Regions from separate parts of the Homo sapiens genome. Here region 1 is linked to region 2. A link is a loop called in an ENCODE intact Hi-C map of the cell type or tissue named here. Cell type or tissue: heart left ventricle. All regions are shown on one strand. Links, peaks and the distances in the headings refer to the core of each region. The heading gives the core; the rest is flanking DNA.

Region 1 (9,079 bases), core at 628-8,627, 360 kb before region 2:
CCTTTCCTCCTCCCTCAGCCCATTCGTCAACAGCCAGAGCTCCTGCCCTAGGGAGTCTGCAGGAATCCCACAGGTCAGAGCTAGGAGGCCCCCAACAGATCCAACCAGACCAGTGCCCGAGATCCCCAGATTTTACAAGTGGGGAAACGGTTCAAAGGGGCAAGGCCTTGCCTAAGGTCACCCAGCAGTAGGAGTCAGACTGACCCTGGACTCAACTCCAGGTTCCCAGAGGGGACTCCCGGATCACACTCAGAGTAGGGGCCCCCAACCCTCAAAAGTCCAATAAACTCTTGTCCCTATGTCTTAATCCAGGTCTGAAAGCCCAATTCCTAGGAGAAGGAAGGAGGAACAGGCCCCTCCCTCCAAAACTTCTCCATTCCCAGGCCTCTAAACAGGATTTCACTGAGCAGGCTTCCCAACTTCCAGTGGTACTACTCTCCTCTCTTCTGGGCCGCCCACGTCCCATCCTCCCCGGCACACTAGGAAAGGCTAGTACATCTTGACTGGGAGGCTGTACCCAGTAAAGTGTGGGTACCCCGGCAGGGAGGCAAGTCTCACGGGAGGGCTGCAGGCTTCAAGGTCAGAGACACCTGGATCCATCCTCCCAACCCACAAGCAGGGCCCAGACAAAGGCAGCAACAAAGCGGCTGGACAAAAGCACAGCCGGATGGGAGATTCTGGCCTCATTATCAGCCCCCAGCCCCACCCCATTACTTTTGCCCAGCCTTGATTCCTCATTCTACATAAGGGTCTGGGAAAGGGAGGCATCGAGCATCCCTCCCCTCCCCCCAAGCCACACCCACTCACCCTTCTTCTTAAACAGCCCTAGGAGCGCCGGGAGGCGGCGGCCAACGAACACCACCATGACTGCGGGCGCCACTCGAGACGTTCCCTATCCCACCCTGCCTCTCCAGAGCAGAGCGCGGGGCGTACCTTCACTGTAACCCAGCACTATGGGGATGCGAGCCCTCCCGCCCCGCCGCAGAGCACCGGCTCCAGACAGAGGAGGGGGAGGGGCTGCTCTCCATGTCCTCCTCCCACCTTCGCCACTGATCCCGCCCATCTGCCGACCCCACCCCTTAAATGGGGTGCAGGGGCACAGAAAGGCAACTGAGGCCAGGAGTCCGTGGGTGCTCTGCTCCAGTAGAGTATGATTAGGAGGACCGAAGATACTCAATCCAGCAGCAGATCACTCACCCTGCCTGCAAGTCCAGAGTTAAGGCAGGGGTCCCAGCTGCCAGATGGTAGGTGGAGGGGCTACCAGACTAGACTTGGCAGGGTGCCCACCTGCAAGCCTCCTGGCTGCCTAGCGTAATTCCCTGGGGAAAGAGCTCGGAGCCTGCAGCAGCCAGGCAGGAGCCCAGAGCTGCTAGTGGGATGGCAAGGCTGTGGGCAGAGGCCCCCAGAGGGGCAGGGGCCAGTCCCAGGACACAGTCCTGGGAAGCCAGGGAGATGCCCAGAGCAGAACCACAGTGGCTGGCAGTACAGCCCCTCATACATAGGTTCAGCCCCACACTTTCCAAAGGACTTTCTTCCTACTTTGGCAATGTGACATCAGAAGCCCAGAGAAACACAGTAAACTCTCCAAGATCACACTTAATCTTGCAGAGGCTAGACTTCAAAGCAGACCTCCTTCTCCCCTAGCCTGGAATTCTTCACATTGGCCCCACGCTGTCAGTGATTCTGTCCTGGATCACCAGGCAGGGAGAACAGAATTAGCCAAGAAACAGTCCATGGGTGAAGGCAGTAAAAAAGGAGGTGAGGTGGAGAAGTACTGGAAAAGAAGTCAGGTCGAGGTTCAAATCCAGCTCCATCACACAAGTCACGATCTCATATGAAAATAAGGCTAATAACTCCTCTTTTTAAGATTGCTGTGGCTCACGCCTGTAATCCCAGCATTTTGGGAGGCCAAGGTGGGCAGATCACTTGAGGTCAGGAATTCGAGATCAGCCTGGCCCAACATGGTGAAACCCTGTCTCTACTAAAATTAAAATTAAAAATTAGCTTGGTGTGGTGGTGCATGCCTGTAATCTCAGCTACTCGGGAGGCCGAGGCAGGAGAATCTCTTGAACCTGGGAGCCGAAGACTGCAGTGAGCCAAGATCCCACCACTGCACTCCAGCCTGGATGACAGAGCAAGACTCCATTTCAAAAAAAAAAAAAAGAAAAAAACAAGATGGTTGTATCCATTCACTTGATCAGCAAACATGTGTTAACCTAGTACTAGGGACTATAGTTAATGGAGAAGAACTTTATCTTGTTCACCAGTTTATCCCCAGAGGCTAAATCAGTGCCTGGAACATGTTATGAGTTGAGTTCAAAAAATATTTGATGAATACATGGATGAGGTAAACTAACAATGTAATTTTGGGTAGTGAAGACTCCAGAGCTGTAACAGGAAGCTTTGGTGGGGCCGGGGGGCGGGGAGAGTGGTTTAGTTAGGTTGTCAAGAAAAGCCCCTCTAAGAAAAGAATAGGCTGGGCATGGTGGTTCACACCTGTAATCCCAGCACTATGGGAGGCCGAGGCAGGAAGATGGCTTGTGGTCAGGAATTCAAGATCAGCCTGGGCAACAAGGCAAGATCCTATCTCTACAAAAAACTTTGAAAATTACCCAGGCGTGGTGACTCACAGCTGGGGTCCCAGATATTGGGAGGCTAAGACAGGAGGATTGCTTGAGCCTGGGAGGTTGGGGCTGCCGTGAGCCATGTTTGAGCCACTGCACTCCCGCCTGAGTGACAGGCATCTTTAAAAAATAAAATCAGCCAGGCGCGGTGGCTCACACCTGTAATCCCAGCACTTTGGGAGGCCAAGGCAGGCAGATCACCTGAGGTCAGGAGTTTGAGACCAGCCTGGCCAACATGGTGAAACCCTGTCTCTACTAAAAGTACAAAAAAATTAGCCGGGCGTGGTGGTACACACCTGTAATTCCAGCTACTCGGGAGGCTGAGGCAGGAGAATCGCTTGAACCCGGGAGGCAGAGGTTGCAGTAAGCTGAGATCCCGCTACTGCACTCCAGTCTGGGCAAGAGTGAGACTCTGTCTCAAAAATAAATAAATAAAATACAATAAAATAAACAGAAAAGGACATTGGAACTGACACTTGAATACTGAGGAGCCAGTCAGGGCAGGTACCTGGGGAAGAGTCTTCTAGACAGGCTACAGCAAGTGGAAAGGCCTTGAGGCAGGAGTGGTGGATTTCAAGGAAGAGAGAGGAGGCCAGTATGGCTGGAGGATTGAGCAATGGAAAGAATGGTAGGAGACGGAATCAGAGGAGAGCAGGCGACAGGTCAGGCTGGGCCCCATAAGCCTTGAGGGTTTCAGCTGGGTAGTGACACTGTTAAAAAATATTCTGGCCGTGCACGGTGGCTCACGCCTGTAACCCCAGCACTTTGGGAGGCTGAGGCAGGTGGATCACTTGAGGTCAGGAGTTCAAGACCAGCCTGACCAACATGGTGAAACCTTGTCTCTACTAAAAACACAAAAATGAGCCGGGCATGGTGGTGGTGTGTACCTGTAGTCCCAGCTACTCAGGAGGCAGAGGTGAGAGAATTGCTCAAACCCAGGAGGCAGAAGTTGCAGTGAGCTGAGATTGCACCATTGCACTCCAGCCTGGGTGACAGAGAGAGACTCCGTCTCAAAAAAAAAAAAAAAAAAAATTCCAGGCTAGCACTGTGGCTCACACCTGTAATCCTAGCACTTTGGGAGGCTGAGGTGGGCAGATCACCTGAGGTCAAGAGTTCAAGACCGGGCCGGGCGTGGTGGCCCATGCCTGTAATCCCAGCACTTTGGGAGGCCAAGGTGGGTGGATCACGAGGTCAGGAGTTTGAGACCAGCCTGGTCAATATGGTGAAAGCCCGTCTCTACTAAAAATACAAAAATTAGCAAGGCGCGGTGGCGGGCGCCTGTAATCCCAGCTACTTGGGAGGCTGAGGCAGGAAAATCGCTTGAATCCGGGAGGCAGAGATTGCAGTGAGCCGAGATCGCAGCCATTGCATTCCAGCCTGGGCAAGAGAGCAAAAAAATTCCGTCTCAAAAAAAAAAATAAATAAAAGATTTCCTGGGAGGCTGGGCTTGAGCCCAGGAGTTCGAGGTTACAGTGAGCTATAATTGTACCACTGCACTACAGCCTGGGCAACACAGTAAGTCCCTGTCTCTAAAAAAAAAAAAGTAAATATATAAAAATAAAGCTTAAAAAAAAAAAAGATTCCCCTGATAACTCTAAAAAACATAGCAGAGACTGTGAAAGAGAGTCTGTGAACTATATATATGTATCTGTGCAGTATCCCACCAGCCGTGCCTAAGGACACCTCTCTGTCATAGCATCTTTCTCTCTGAGTCCCTAGGGAACTAAAAATTCACAGAGGCTCCCAAGCAACACGACCCCCCTGCAGTTCCTTCCCCAGTTGCTGCCACCCTAACACTGGCCTCTTGGAGACTACTCAAGTACAAGCTGAGATCTTGCTCTCCAGAGAACAAACATTTGTGGAGCTGAATAGTCACATCAACAAATCAATGAGATCTAAACAATAATCCTAAGAAGTAGGCACTTTTATTCCCATTTTATAGATGAGGAAATGGAAACCAGAGGGAGCAAGCATTATAAAGCTGCCCTCTCTGGCCTCCATGGTGTAAATGGCAAAGCAGTATTCTCACTCAGAACAACTTGAATCCAAAAGCCACGTTCTGTGCACTGTGCCAGCTACAAACCTGATCTCCCCTCTGAAAAAGGGTCATGGGACCCCATCATCCCTACAAATTGGAGGTTTCTCGACCACCTACCTTCCCCACTCTTCCCCTCTTAGGCCAGATCCACCCACCCACCCACTCTTCTTATCAGTCTCACACAAACAGAAAAGACCAGTAGACCGACATTTGCAGGGTGATTAATTCATGCCAGGCACCATGCCAGGTCGTGGTGAAAGGCAAAACGTAGTCTCTGTCCTCATGGCTCTTACAAAAGTTCTTCGAGGCAGGTACTGGAAGGTACTTTCCTAGTAATTGATCATGGGCCTGCGAGGCTCAGAGAGCTAAGTGACTTCCTGAACTCTGGCTGGCTCTAAAACTGGAGCCTTTCACCACACAGGACAGTCATCTTCAGCTACCCTCTAACCAGGGAAACTAAGGGCTGAGCTCCTGCCAAGATGGGGGTGGAGGAACATCAGCTCATCAAGGTCCCAGGCCCACAGCTGGCAGTCAGGGCCACAGCTGCAAATTCCCAGAGATCCAAGGGCTTACACTTGATAACATCTGGTTGCCCCAGCGACACCCCTCCCCCTCCCCACCCAAGTCAGAGCTCGCAGCCTCTCCGAGTCACCCCAGATCTATACACCTGTGGCTCGCTTGGGGAGGGGCTCAGCAACCTGAGTCTCAGGTGACTGGGAGGGGTACTTCACAAAGAAACTGAGGTCCAGAGAGTGGAAAGACCTTGCCCACAGCCACGCTTAGAGTCCTTGTTCCAGGGATTTCTGCCCCTGGCAGTCCAGAGGTGCAGCCTAGGGCTGAGGCCATGAGGGAAGCATCCCATACCACACCCCCATCCCCAACATGCCTGGGGGAGGAGGCTTCCTGGATCTGAGAAGACACCTTGCTCCTGGTGGCCACGCCCCCAGCACGGAGGGCACACCGGGAAGCACACCTGCGGGCTCCTCAACTCAGAGACAGTTTACCAGGGCAGAGACTCAGGCAGCAGGCAGCGTCCCACTGGGGCCACCTCCGCAGGTGGGCACTCTCAAAACCACACCCACATGGCCGGGTGCGGTGGCTCACACCGGTAATCCCAGCACTTTGGGAGGCCAAGGCGGGTGGATCGCGAGGTCAGGAGTTCAAGACCAGCCTGGCCAACGCCGTGAAAGCCCGTCTCTACTAAAAATACAAAAATTAGCTGGGCATGGTGTCGAGCTCCTGTAATCCCGGCTACTCAGGAGGCTGAGGCAGGAGAATCGCTTGAACCCAGGAGGCGAAGGTTGCAGTGAGCCAAGACCACGCCATTGCACTCCAGCCTGGGTGACAGAGTGACACTCGGTCTCAAACAAAAAAAAAAAAAAAACACACACACACACCCATAAAGCACACCTAAGCCACCCTAGTCCCTGCCTTCCTCACCCATGAGCGACCGCACAGACCCACACAGGGCCTGCCAAGGGGCTGTGTGTACAGAAAAACAGGTGTGTGTAGCCCCTACTCAGGGGCTTTCCTAAGCCTGGGGAAAGGGAAGAATCGGGGAGGGAGCCACTGCCTCCCAAGGCCACGCGCATGCGCACGCACTGTCTTGGCAACATCCTCCATGGGGTGAGGCCTCAACCTGCCCCATTCCAGAGCAAGGGGCGGGGGTGGTGGCGCGCCCACAGCCAGGCAGGCCTGACTCAGGGGAGAGGAATGAAGGGGGAGGGCACAGCTGTCCAGGTGGCCTTGCTCAGGAGGCCGAACCCTCTGAAGCCAACCCAGCCCCCAACTCCCTACTCCTGTCTGAACTGTCCCTGGCCAGCCCATGAGCCAGAATGCTGGGTGTTCAGAGGCCCTTAGCCTCAACCCCTCACTGCACAGGTGGACAAACGAAGGCCCCCGCTCCCCAACCATTACACATTCTAGAAGCAGAAGCAGAAACCAGAATGTAGATTTTATTCCCAAAGAGGCAAGACAAAGGAAAATGAGCATAACAAACTTTCAGGTGGAGGCACTTTACGGTTCTCAAAACACTTTCTCTTCTACTGTCTCGCAGAACACCTAACAAGAAAGTTAAAAGGCAGGAGTGGTTTCCTTTTTACAAATGAGCACCAGGAGGCTCAAGGGAAAGTGACTAACTTGCTCAAGGTCACCCAACCAGGGAGTGGTTGAACCTGGGTCTCACTCCAACAACCTTAGTGATCCTAAGTCTGAGAAAGTTAATGGGTAAGGGCAGTTGGGGGAGGGGCACGACCTCAATCTCTGCCCAAAGAAAGTAGGGGCTCTGCACCCCACCTGTGCCGGAATCCCTCTCCTTCCTTCCCTTGGTGTCCAGCCCCACCCCAGCAGGGACAGAGCTGACAGGCCGGTTCTAAGGTAAATAATGGGGGGCAGGGAGTGCCCAGAGCAGGGAGGGGAGGAGCCCATCCCACAGGGTGCCCTGGGGGAACAGGCAGTAGTGCACGGAGGAATTAGCTACGATAATATTAATAAATGTCCTAATGAGTTTCTGGGCCAGTATTTGCTCCCAGCAATGACATAATAATCCCTTTCAGCCAAGGCGCAATTCTAACTTTCCACAGCCCTTTCCTTAGTTCCTTCAAGGCATGATTATCCCCATCTTATGGATGCCAGAGGCAGACACCACAGAGTAAGGAGAAGAAAGAGCTGGGAATCAGGAGGTCTGGATTCCAGGCCTTGGATGAAGGAATTGGCCTCTCTGGGCCTCAGTCCCCTCATCTGTAAGGTGGGACTAACACCCACATCACAGAGTGCCTGGGAACCTTAAAGAAAGCCACACAATCTAGTGTAAACCCTGACCCCAAGGGTCAGAGACTTGCCCAAGGTCACACTGCTAGAAATGGCAGAGGCAGGATGTGAGCCCAACTCTGACTGGCTGCAAAATCATGTTCTTCCTATGCCACCAGCAGCCTCCTCTCCCCACCACTCCAGCTCTCTTCAAATCTCAAGTAAGGTTAAGGACCATTAAGATAAGGTCTGATAAGGAACACTTGACATCAGCTCCCTATCTCTCCTTAGTGACACCCCTCCATGTGGCAGCCCTAACCCCTCAGTTTGGGAAGGAAGGGAATTCCAGGCCCAGACCAGATCTCACTGCCCTGGAGTGAGGATTCCTAGGTTGGAGCTTTCATTTCCCCTTAATTGCAACATGATCCTGAGCCAGGTACTGTGCTTTTCTGGGCCTCAGTTTCTTCATCTGAGATGTGGCAGGGGTTGGAGAGATGATCTTCAAAGAGCCCTCACCATGGATGACTTTGCCCCTAGAAGGAAGGGGGGTCAGTGCTTCCCTTCCTTGAGTCGGGGCCTGGGGCAGCAAGGAGATTCCGCTTATCTCAGATCCCTGGGATCAGAGAGAGCTGGACCAGCCTCTTATCTGGAAGCCCGGGGCTCCCACAAGCAAGTCACCCAAGCAGTTGATCACAAGTCTCCCCACAAGAAAGGGGACGAGACATGGGGGGAATGGAGGAGGGAGCCTTGTCCAGCTGTGGAACCTACCAAAGACCCCAGACTCCAAGAAGTTAAACCTCCAGGTCTACAGGCAGGGGGAAGGATGAAAAGAATTCCAGATGGTCTGACTCCAGCAGTCCCTTCCCTCAGTCTCCCCATGTGCACAATGGGAACAATAAATCCAACCAGAAGGAGGGCCATGTGTGTGAGCTTGACAGTGCAACGCATGGGAAAAGGAAGAGGGCGGGTCTTCCTGGGTTACCAATTCACATCCACCACCATTCCCCAACCTACCCAGGACCGAGTGCTCAGCTAGCCTGGGAAGGGGAGAGTTGGGTGGATCCCTGAGTGCCAAGACCAAACAATCCCGGCAGGTTACAGTATCTTTCCAGCAGTCAGGAGGCCTCACCTCATACACCTTCACCCTTCTCTACCTTACAAGGGCATTTGATCTGCGGGATCAACGCTTCCTTGAGTCTTGATTTCCCCTTCCCACTTGCTTCCTCTCTAAGCGCTTGGAGGCTTTAATGCTTAGTCCTCAACCCCTAACCCTCCCCACAGTGCTTCCTCCACTAGTCCTCTTTACATAGTCCAAATCCCCCGGGGCCGGGGCCGCAGGCTTTCTCTGCCCAGAGGACGTGCAGGGTGTCATAAGATGACACCCTTCTATTCCTAAACTGATTAAGGGCACAGGCTTTGTAATGTGACAGGCTTGAGTTTTAATCCAGATTCAGCCATCTCCTTGCTGTGTGGCCTTGAGAAAGTGACTTCACTTCTCCGAACTCAGCTTCCTCATCTCTAAAATGGGAGAATAGCCTGTGGCTTGTGGGACTGTTGGAGGACAAAGGACAAATGAATTAACTGATGTAAAGGGACAGCATAGGGACTTATTTTTATCTCTGCTACCATCTCCCAGCCAAGCAGCCTCAAGCACAGAAGCCCACACAGC
Region 2 (9,079 bases), core at 630-8,629:
AGATGGTCAACTGAGAGGCTAAGTACCAAGAGACAACAGGAGGCATGGGGATTTAGGTGACAAATGGAGTTTTGACCAAAGTCCACTTTAGGGTGGATCTAGTCCCCAAAACTGATAGTTTTGTCCTTGTTTGTATAACTGTAAGGAATTTCCTAAAATACTGGCAGAAACCTGCATTAGCCTACTGACCATAGGTTAATAGCTTTTATTATAAGAATAGGTTATTATATAACTTAACATAGGTTAAATAGAATAGGTTTATTATAAGAATAGGTTAATAGCTTTTATTATAAGAAGAACAGGCTGGGCGTGGTGGCTCATGCCTGTAATCTTAGCACTTTGGGAGGCTGAAGCAGGCAGATCACCTGGGGTCAGGAGTTCGAGACCAGCCTGGCCAACATGGGGCAACCCCATCTCTACTAAAAATACAAATATTAGCCAAGTGGCAGGTGCCCGTAATCCAAGCTACTCGGGAGGCTGAGGCAGGAGAATTGCTTGAACCCAGGGGCAGAGATTGCAGTGAGCTGAGATCACACCACTGTACTTCAGCCTGAGTGAGAGAGTGAAACTCTGCCTCTAAATAAATAAATAAAACAAGCTGGATGTAGTGGCTCATGCCTGTAAACTCTCAACACTTTAAGAGGCTGAGGCTGGCAGATCGCTTGAGGCCAGGAATTTGAAACCAGCATGGGCAGCATGGTAAAACCCTGTCTCTACTAAAAATACAAAAATTAGCTGGGCATGGTGGTGCACGCCTGTAATCCCAGCTACTCAGGAGGCCGAAGCAGGGGAATTGCTTGAACCTGGGAGGCAGAGGTTGCAGTAAGCTGAGATCATGCCACTGCACTCCAGCCTGGGTGACAGAGTGAGACTCTATCTCAAAAAAGAAAAACAAAGTAGAACTCATCAAAGTTTTTCATTCCCACCAAAATGTAAATTAAAATAAAAAATTCTGGTATGCTGAGAGCAACTAAAAGAATTTTTTAAATAAAAATAAAATAAAAAATCCTGAAAGCATTGCAAAGTTTAATGCCACCATCAAAGACCTCAGATATGCAGAGGCGGTGACTTCTGTCACATCCATATCCATGTCTTCAGTTTAGATAAAGAGACAGATGGTCTTCAAGAAGGTGGAGGAATATTGAAAACTGAATCAAATGGCAGCCTCAGTTGCCACTGCTATTTCAGATGTGGCTTTTGGGGGAGTACATCAGTACGACTCCCAGAATTTGATCAAGCAAATGCATTTTTCTCCAATATAACAGAGGATATAAGAAGCAATTTGTGGCCAGGCATGGTGCCTCATGCTTGTAATCCCAGCACTTTGGGAGGCTAAGGCAGGTGGATCATTTGAGGCCAGTAGTTCGAGACCAGCCTGGCCAACATGGTGAAACCTTGTTTCTACTAAAAATACAAAAAATTAGCCAGGCATGGTGGCGGGTGCCTGTAATCCCATCTACTTGGGAGGCTGAGGCAGGGGAATTGCTTGAACCCTGGAGGTGGAGGTTGCAGTGAGCCAAGATCGCGCCATTGCACTCCAGCCTGAATGACAGACCGAAACTCCATCTCAATGGAAAAAAAAAAAAAAAAAAGAAGCAGCAGCAATTTGCTTTATGGCCAGGCATGGTGGCTCACACCTGTAATCCTAGCACTTTGGGAGGCTGAGGCTGGCAGAAGTTTCAGTGAGCCAAGATCATGTGTGCCACTCCACTCCAGCTTGGGTGACAGAGTGAGACTCCCTCTCAAAAAAAAAAAAAAAAAAGCAATTTGCTTTATAATCTTTACTCAAAGAAAATCCAACACTTCTGCTCTGTGCCCCAATTTGGTCTGTAGAAATTTTGGCTCTGCCATCATCTGTATCAGTCAGTTCAGTGCAGAAAACAAACAACTCAATGTATTCAAAACAGGCGTTTCCTGCCAGCAGCCACTTCTGCAGAAAGGTGACTTCTGCCTCATGTCTGCTTTCCCAAATCTCACATGGATGTGCCTACTTGAAGGAACCTAGTTCACAAGCAGAACCTTAGCTGCAAGGGACTCTGGGAAATGTGGTATTTCACTTTACAATGCATCCAATAGAAGGAGGGTGGCATAGAGGTCAAGAGTCAGTCCAAGTATTTGTCATTCCATCCTACAGGCTGTCATGCTGTTCCACTATTTTGGTGGCATCGTGCTGACAGAACCCCAAAAGTAGAAAACATTGGGTATAAAAGGGTGGGAGATAAATCCAACAAAAATATAGCAGCCTGCCATTTCATTAAAATTTTGGAAGTCACACAGTCTGAGACACACCAGGACATTCCCTCCAGAGCAAAGGACAGGTTGCTGCACTTTAGTCTTCCTTCCTCTAAGAAGGAACCCCAGTGCTTGATAGGTCTCTTTGGATTTTGCGGGCAACATACAAACATTACTAGGTACACTACTTCTTTTTTTTTTTTTAATAATTTTTTTACTTTTATTTTTAGCAAAGACATGGTTTTGCCATGTTGGCCAGGCTGGTCTTGAACTCTTGGCCTCAAGCAATCAGCCCGCCGTGGCTTCCCAAAGTGCTGGAATTATAGGCATGAGCCACCGCACCCAGCCAACTCCTTCTAACTATTTGCCAGTCTCCAGGTTTGAGTAAGGCACAGAGTTAGAGAGGATGCCTCTCCAACTGGTCCAGGCTCAGCAATTTGGCCCTGACAGCTGAACAGATCCACAGTCAAAGTGTCTGAGGGAAGGCCAGGTGCGGTGGCTTACACCTGTAATCCCAGCACTTTAGGAGGCCGAGGCAGATGGATCACCTGAGGTCAGGAATTCAAGACCAGCCTGACCAAGATGGAGAAACCCCATCTCTATTAAAAATACAAAATTAGCTGGGCATGGTGGCGGGTGCCTGTAATCCCAGCTACTCAGGGGGCTGAGGCAGGAGAATTGCTTGAACCTGGGAGGCGGAAGGTGCAGTGAGCCGAGATCGTGCCATTGCACTCCAGCCTGGGCAACTAAGAGTGAAACTCTGCCTCAAAAAAAAAAAAAAAGCGTCTGAGGGAAATGATGCCATACTGAGCCTATTGCAAACATTGGTAGAGGGATCACCATAGAGGCCCTCAAAGTTTGGAGGCAAAGCTGTTAGCCGTTCCTCATTCATACTGAGTATTTTTCTTTTGAGAAATAGCTCCTGAGTTTTAGTAGTAGTAGCTACTCGTAGCTAGTAGCTACTTTTTTTTTTTTAAAGAACATGAACCAAAGTTTTATTTGTTCATTATCGCATTTGAAGTACTCTTCGATGACATCCTTGCCCTAGTAGTAGCTACTAGGATTTTCCTAATAGTTCTAGTAGGCTGAATGCTTGACCATAGAGCACTAGGTGACGTTGCAACCTGAGCTGCCCATCATGAATTGGGTGTTTTCTGATCGCCAATACTCAGTAATTCTCAAGTGAAAGTGGCCCATAGAGAATGTGGCCTAAACAGCCCTGAAGGTGCAATGAGCAGGCTGTTCTTACTCCCAGTACCCATTCCTGCACACTGCTCCAGAGACTCCAACCCAGGCGACATGGGAGGAAACGAGTGTGAACTGTTATGCATGGCTCTGTACAATGTGCTGGTATGAGCCAGAAATGGACTGTCATGGCCTGAGCAAGGTCACTCTGAAGGATAGCAGAGAAAGGAACTCTTCTTGGTGGCAGTTGGAGCAAGGCATGTGGTTTTCCACTGTCTCGAGGCAGAGATGTCTTGAAATCAGAATCAACATTGAATCACAGGCCATGGTTACTGAAGGAAGCAAGATGAGAGAATAAAAAGTTTAGGAGAGGATGGGCACGGTGGCTCATGCCTGTAATCCCAGCATTTTGGGAGGCCGAGGCAGGCAGATCACTTGAGGTCAGGAATTCTAGACCAGCCTGGCCAACATGGCGAAACCTTTGTGTCTACCAAAAAACACAAAAATTAGCCAGGCTTGGTGGTCACGCCTGTAATTCCAGCTACTCAGGATGTGGGAGCACAAAAATCACTTGAACCTGGGAGGTGGAGGTTGCAGTGAGCAGAGATGACACCTCTGCACTCCAGCCTGGGCAACAGAGTGAGATCCTGTCTCAACAACAACAAAAAAAGTTTGGGAGAGAGAAACAAGGATAGACCCGCTGAAATAGACCCAGCCATTAGAATATTCATGACTATGTAAATGATTGTGACAAGGCTCCACTGTAAAGAAAAAATTATATGAGAGCCTGGTTTTCAGATGGCAGATTCTGAAAGAGCAAGAAACAGTTTTATGAAAATGGTTATATGGCCCCAAAGGATGCTGGAGAAGGAAATTCCTCAATAGGCAGAACTGTAAGCAGTGCATTTCATTGTCCACTTTGCCTGGTAGGAAAAATGGCCTGAGGTCAGGATCTATACCAGTTCACGAGCCAATGACAAATAGTGTGAGTAGCTCAGCATCTTAAAAGATTGCAAGTTAATGACAAAGAGGTTTGGGAAAGGTGGATTTCCTGGAATGGTCACAGATCATGAGACAGCAGGTGTGCCAAATGATTGCTCACCATGGGCCCCCGCTGTGCAGGAAGCTTTCACTAATCAGCAGATCTGTTCTGTGGATATTAACTAGATGGCCTTTTCCACCAGCCAGTCCAGTTCTTGTTCAATGGGTTCATGGACAAAGGACGATAGTGACAGGAGTGGAAATTATGCATAGGCCCAAGAACAGGGACATCCCTGTCCAAGGCCGTCCTGGCAACCACCACTACTGACCTACTGATGCCCTGTTTGCCTACAGGAGCAAACAGTCCTGGACTCTTGATGTGATGTCATACCTTGAGGGAACAAACCAACTATCTGGTGGCAGATCAATTACATAGGACCATGTCCCTTGTGAAGAAGGAACAATTTGTCTCACCGGTGACAGTGCTTACTCTGGGTTTGAATTTCCTTTCCCTGCTTCTCATTCTTCTCTCAGAACCTCCATCTATGGACTTAATACACAGTCTTAGTGTCCCACACAATATTGTTTCTGACCATGAAATTCACTTCACAAGAAAAGAAGTGAGAGTGAGCAGACACCAGAGGATTCACTAACCTGAGCTCCATCAGCCAGCCTTCTAGAGTGGTGGCAAAACCTACTGAAGGTCCAGGTAATCTACCAGCTGTTAGATAGCACCCTGTGAGATACAGCACTGTTAAAAGGATGCAGTATATGCTCTGAACCAGTGTACCATTTCTTCCTTAGCCAGATACATAGTTCAGAAACCAAGAGCTGTGTGTAGGAGTGGTTTCTTTCACACTTAGACTTTTTTTTTTTTTTGGAGACAGGGTCTCCCTCTGTCACCCAGGGTAGAGTGCAGTGGTGCAATCTTGGCTCACTGCAACCTTCACTTCCCGGGCTCAACTGATTCTCCTGCCTCAGCTAGCACCACAGGTGTGAGCCACTATGCCTGGCTAACTTTTTTTTGGTATTTTTTAGAGACAAGGTTTTGCCATGTTGCCCAGGCTAGTCTCAAACTCCTGGCCTCAAGCGATCCATCTGCCTCAGCCTCCCAAAGTGCTGCGATTACAGGTGTGAGCCACTGAGCCCAGCCCACAGTGAAACTTTTTGACTCACTCATAAGTTATTTGCTTCTTGACTCTATGACTGTAGGGAGGGGAGGTATGTTAAAAGCTTTTAGTGTCTAAGAGAGAAATGCCTCCATCACGTGACACAAATTTTCAACAAATTGGAAGTTGAAATTGCCACTCAACCTTTTTGAGTATCTCCTGCCACTGAACAGACAGGCCAAAAAAAAAAAAAAAATCAAGATATTTTCTAGAATTTTTTTTTTTTTTTTTTGAGACGGAGTCTCGCTCTGTCGCCCAGGCTGGAGTGCAGTGGCGGGATCTCGGCTCACTGCAAGCTCCGCCTCCCGGGTTCACGCCATTCTCCTGCCTCAGCCTCCCAAGTAGCTGGGACTATAGGCGCCCGCCACTACGCCCGGCTAATTTTTTTGTATTTTTAGTAGAGACGGGGTTTCACCGTTTTAGCCGGGATGGTCTCGATCTCCTGACCTCGCGATCCGCCCACCTCGGCCTCCCAAAGTGCTGGGATTACAGGCGTGAGCCACCACGCCCGGCCATTTTCTAGAATTTTATACTCTAGTTACCAAGCGGAAATAGGTTGTTACCACTGAGTGGAGGCAGGGAGGTTTAGTGATAGACTTTGCTATATTTCCTAAGGATCCTACAACTACTGCAATATTCTGTGATCAAAGTCACGGCAAAACTACTGCAATTCTATACAAAAGGATCTTCTAGGCCACAGATAGCTCAGGAATGAAGGGGTGGGTCTCTCCTGTGGCTAAATAACTTGAACATCTGTTGCTGACTGAAGGCAGATGGAACCTAGAATAGATAGTAAAGAAGGAAAGTCATAAATACAAGATCAGCCTTAGACTGCTTTATATGGGGGGGGGGCGGATTATAGTCTCTACTTGAATTTCTTTCCTTGATGTAGATATTTACATATTTCAAATACTTTTGCTTCTCTTTCTTCTCCCTTTCTGCCACTATCGTCTCTAGGTGGTTTTATAGGGAGATTAACTTCACCATTCAGTGATGGATTGCAGATTCCTAAGCAGGAATTCTGAGAGCCGGAGGACAGTCGTCAAGGCTTTGGATGCCTTCTTTGGAGAGTAATTAAAACAGTGTTTTTAATTACAGAAGTGGTAGCTACTTTATGCTAATTGGGAAGCAAGTCTAAGTTCAAAACACAGAGTATATGTGTTTGGCAGCAAATGGGGAACAGGACAGTTGATGTTCGGGCTATCTGCATCCAAGCCCAGTCTCCCTTTTGGGAAAAAACCCTCACTGTTGTAGTAAGAATATTCCACTTCCCACCTCCCACCTCCCTTACACAGAAGCCAGAGGGAGCTAAATCTTTCCCCACTCCCAGAAATAGCCAAGAAGGAGGCTTATGGTGTGTGAGTCCCAAAAACAATGCTGGAGGTGCCCAGAAGAATATTATTATTGACTGAATGCGGTGGCTCACGCCTGTAAGTTTAGCACTTTGGGAGGCTGAGGCGGGTGGACTGCTTAAGCCCAGGAGTTCAAGATCAGCCTAGGCAACATGGCAAAACCCTGTATCTATAAAAATACAAAAATTAGCCAGATGGTGGCGTGTGCCTGTGGTCCCAGCTACTTGGGAGGCTGAAGTGGGAGGGTGGCTTGAGCCCAGGAGGCAGAGGTTGCATTGAGCCGAGATCGTGCCACTACACTTCAGCCTGGGAGACAGAGTGAGACCCTGTCTTAAAATATATATATATTGCCGGGTGTGATGGCACATGCCATGTGATGCATGTGATGAGTAATCCCAGCCACTCAGGAGGCTGAGGCAGGAGAATCGCTTGAACCCAGGAGGCAGAGTTTGCAGTGAGCCTAGATCGCGCCATTGCACTCCAGCCTGGGCAACAAGAGCAAAACTCCATCTCAAAATATATATATATATAATCTATATAATATATATTACATATTTTGCTATATTTCCTCTGAGCCAGTCCACAGTGCCATCTTTTGGGAACTCTGGTAACAGAGCCACCCTGGAGACAAAGTTCTTCTTTGCTCTTTGGGCTACAATATTCCACCCCTTTGGTTGTTCTAAGAATTCTATGAGACAACAGTGCCTAGCACACAAAGGATGCTCCCCTTTTGTCAATTATAAAGTGATACGTAAATATATGGGAGTCTGGGGAGAACAGGGCTTTGCTCAAAATCACATAGGACATTAGGAGTACAATCAGGACCCGTGTATTCTGGTAAAAGTTTAACAATTGGCTTGGCGGAAGAAGGGGCATGATTTGTATTGTTTGTGGATTTTAATGATTAAACACTCCCACCTTCATCAATTTTAAGGTGCCAATGTGACATCAATCACTGAATGCAGAGTTGAGGAGAGATATCTCCTATTAGGCCGGGCATGCTGGCTCATGCCTGTAATCCCAGCACTTTGGGAGGCCGAGGCAGGTGGATCACCTGAGGTCAGGAGTTCAAGACCAGCCTGACCAACATGGTGAAACTCTGTCTCTACTAAAAATACAAAAAAATTAGCCAGGCATGGTGGCATGCACCTGTAACCCCAGCTACTCGGGAGGGGGAGGCAAAAGAATCGCTTGAACCCGGGAGGCAGAGGTTGCAGTGAACCGAGATAGTGCCACTGCCCTCCAGCCTGGGCAACAAAAGTGAAACTCCGTCTCAAAAAAAAAAAAAAGTACACTATTATATAGTATTTCCACCATATAGATACAATAAATGTAAGTTACTTCAAGAACACAGATGAGCTCTCTGCTCTTGCCATACAACATACAGACACATCTCGTGTAGCACCAGCAGCAGCCTTGAGACATCATGGTGTGAGTGAAGGCCAGAGTAAATAGATGGGACCATATTGGAAGCCTGTTTACCAGGGCTGCTTTTAACTCTAGCAAAGTGGATAGTGTCACCATCTATGACCACTTCATTCAGGTCAACTCCATGGTCTACATGTTCTAGTATGACTCCACCCATGACAAGTTCCAAGGCACCATCAAGGCTAAGAACAAGAAGTTTGTCACCAATGGAAATCCCATCACCATCTTCCAGGAACAAAATCCCATCAAAATCAAATGGGCTGGTCCTGACGCTGATTATGTTATGAAGTCCACTGGCATCTTCACTGCCTTGGAGAAGGCTGGGGCTCACTTAGAGGGTGCAACCAAAAGGGTCATATCTGCTCTCTCTGTTGATGCCCCCATGTTTGTGATGGCCGTGAACCTTGAGAAGTATGAAAACAACCTTGTGATTGTCAGCAACGCTTCCTGTACTGCCAATTGTTTAGCTGCCCTGCCCAAGGTCATCCATGACAACTTTGGCATCATGGAGGGACTCATGGCCACAGTTGGTGCCAATATTGCCACCCAGAAGACTGTGGATGGCCTCTCTGGGAAACTGTGGCGTGATGGCCACAGGACTCTCCAGGACATCATCCCTGCATTTACCCACTCTACCAAGGCTGTGGGCAAGGCCATCCCTGAGCTTAACAGAAAGCCCACTGGCATGGCCTTCCATGTCTCCACTGCCAACATGTGGGTTGTAGACCTGAT

What was found. A loop is a pair of places that touch in the nucleus more often than their neighbours do. Peaks named below come from ENCODE experiments on the same cell type or tissue, not always from the same donor. Only the 100,000 strongest peaks of a DNase experiment are listed, where the experiment ranks them.
Region 1: a loop joins it to region 2, with 6 times the contacts of the local background. A loop is called at or near these places in 31 of 110 quality-filtered maps.

What each region holds. Positions count from the first base shown.
Region 1 is chr1:32,757,556-32,766,634 of GRCh38, reverse strand. All of the region lies in intron 1 of NHSL3 (NHS like 3), which reads right to left. Among named protein-coding and RNA genes, the nearest start is that of NHSL3, 20 kb to the right of the region's middle. RefSeq lists enhancers at 1-100, 101-993, 5,466-6,349, 6,350-7,232 and a silencer at 4,611-4,831. In heart left ventricle, for the core only: no CTCF peak of the experiment used is centred there; no DNase peak of the experiment used is centred there.
Region 2 is chr1:32,402,382-32,411,460 of GRCh38, reverse strand. It overlaps the pseudogene GAPDHP20. Among named protein-coding and RNA genes, the nearest start is that of BSDC1, 12 kb to the right of the region's middle. RefSeq lists an enhancer at 5,256-5,335. In heart left ventricle, for the core only: no CTCF peak of the experiment used is centred there; no DNase peak of the experiment used is centred there.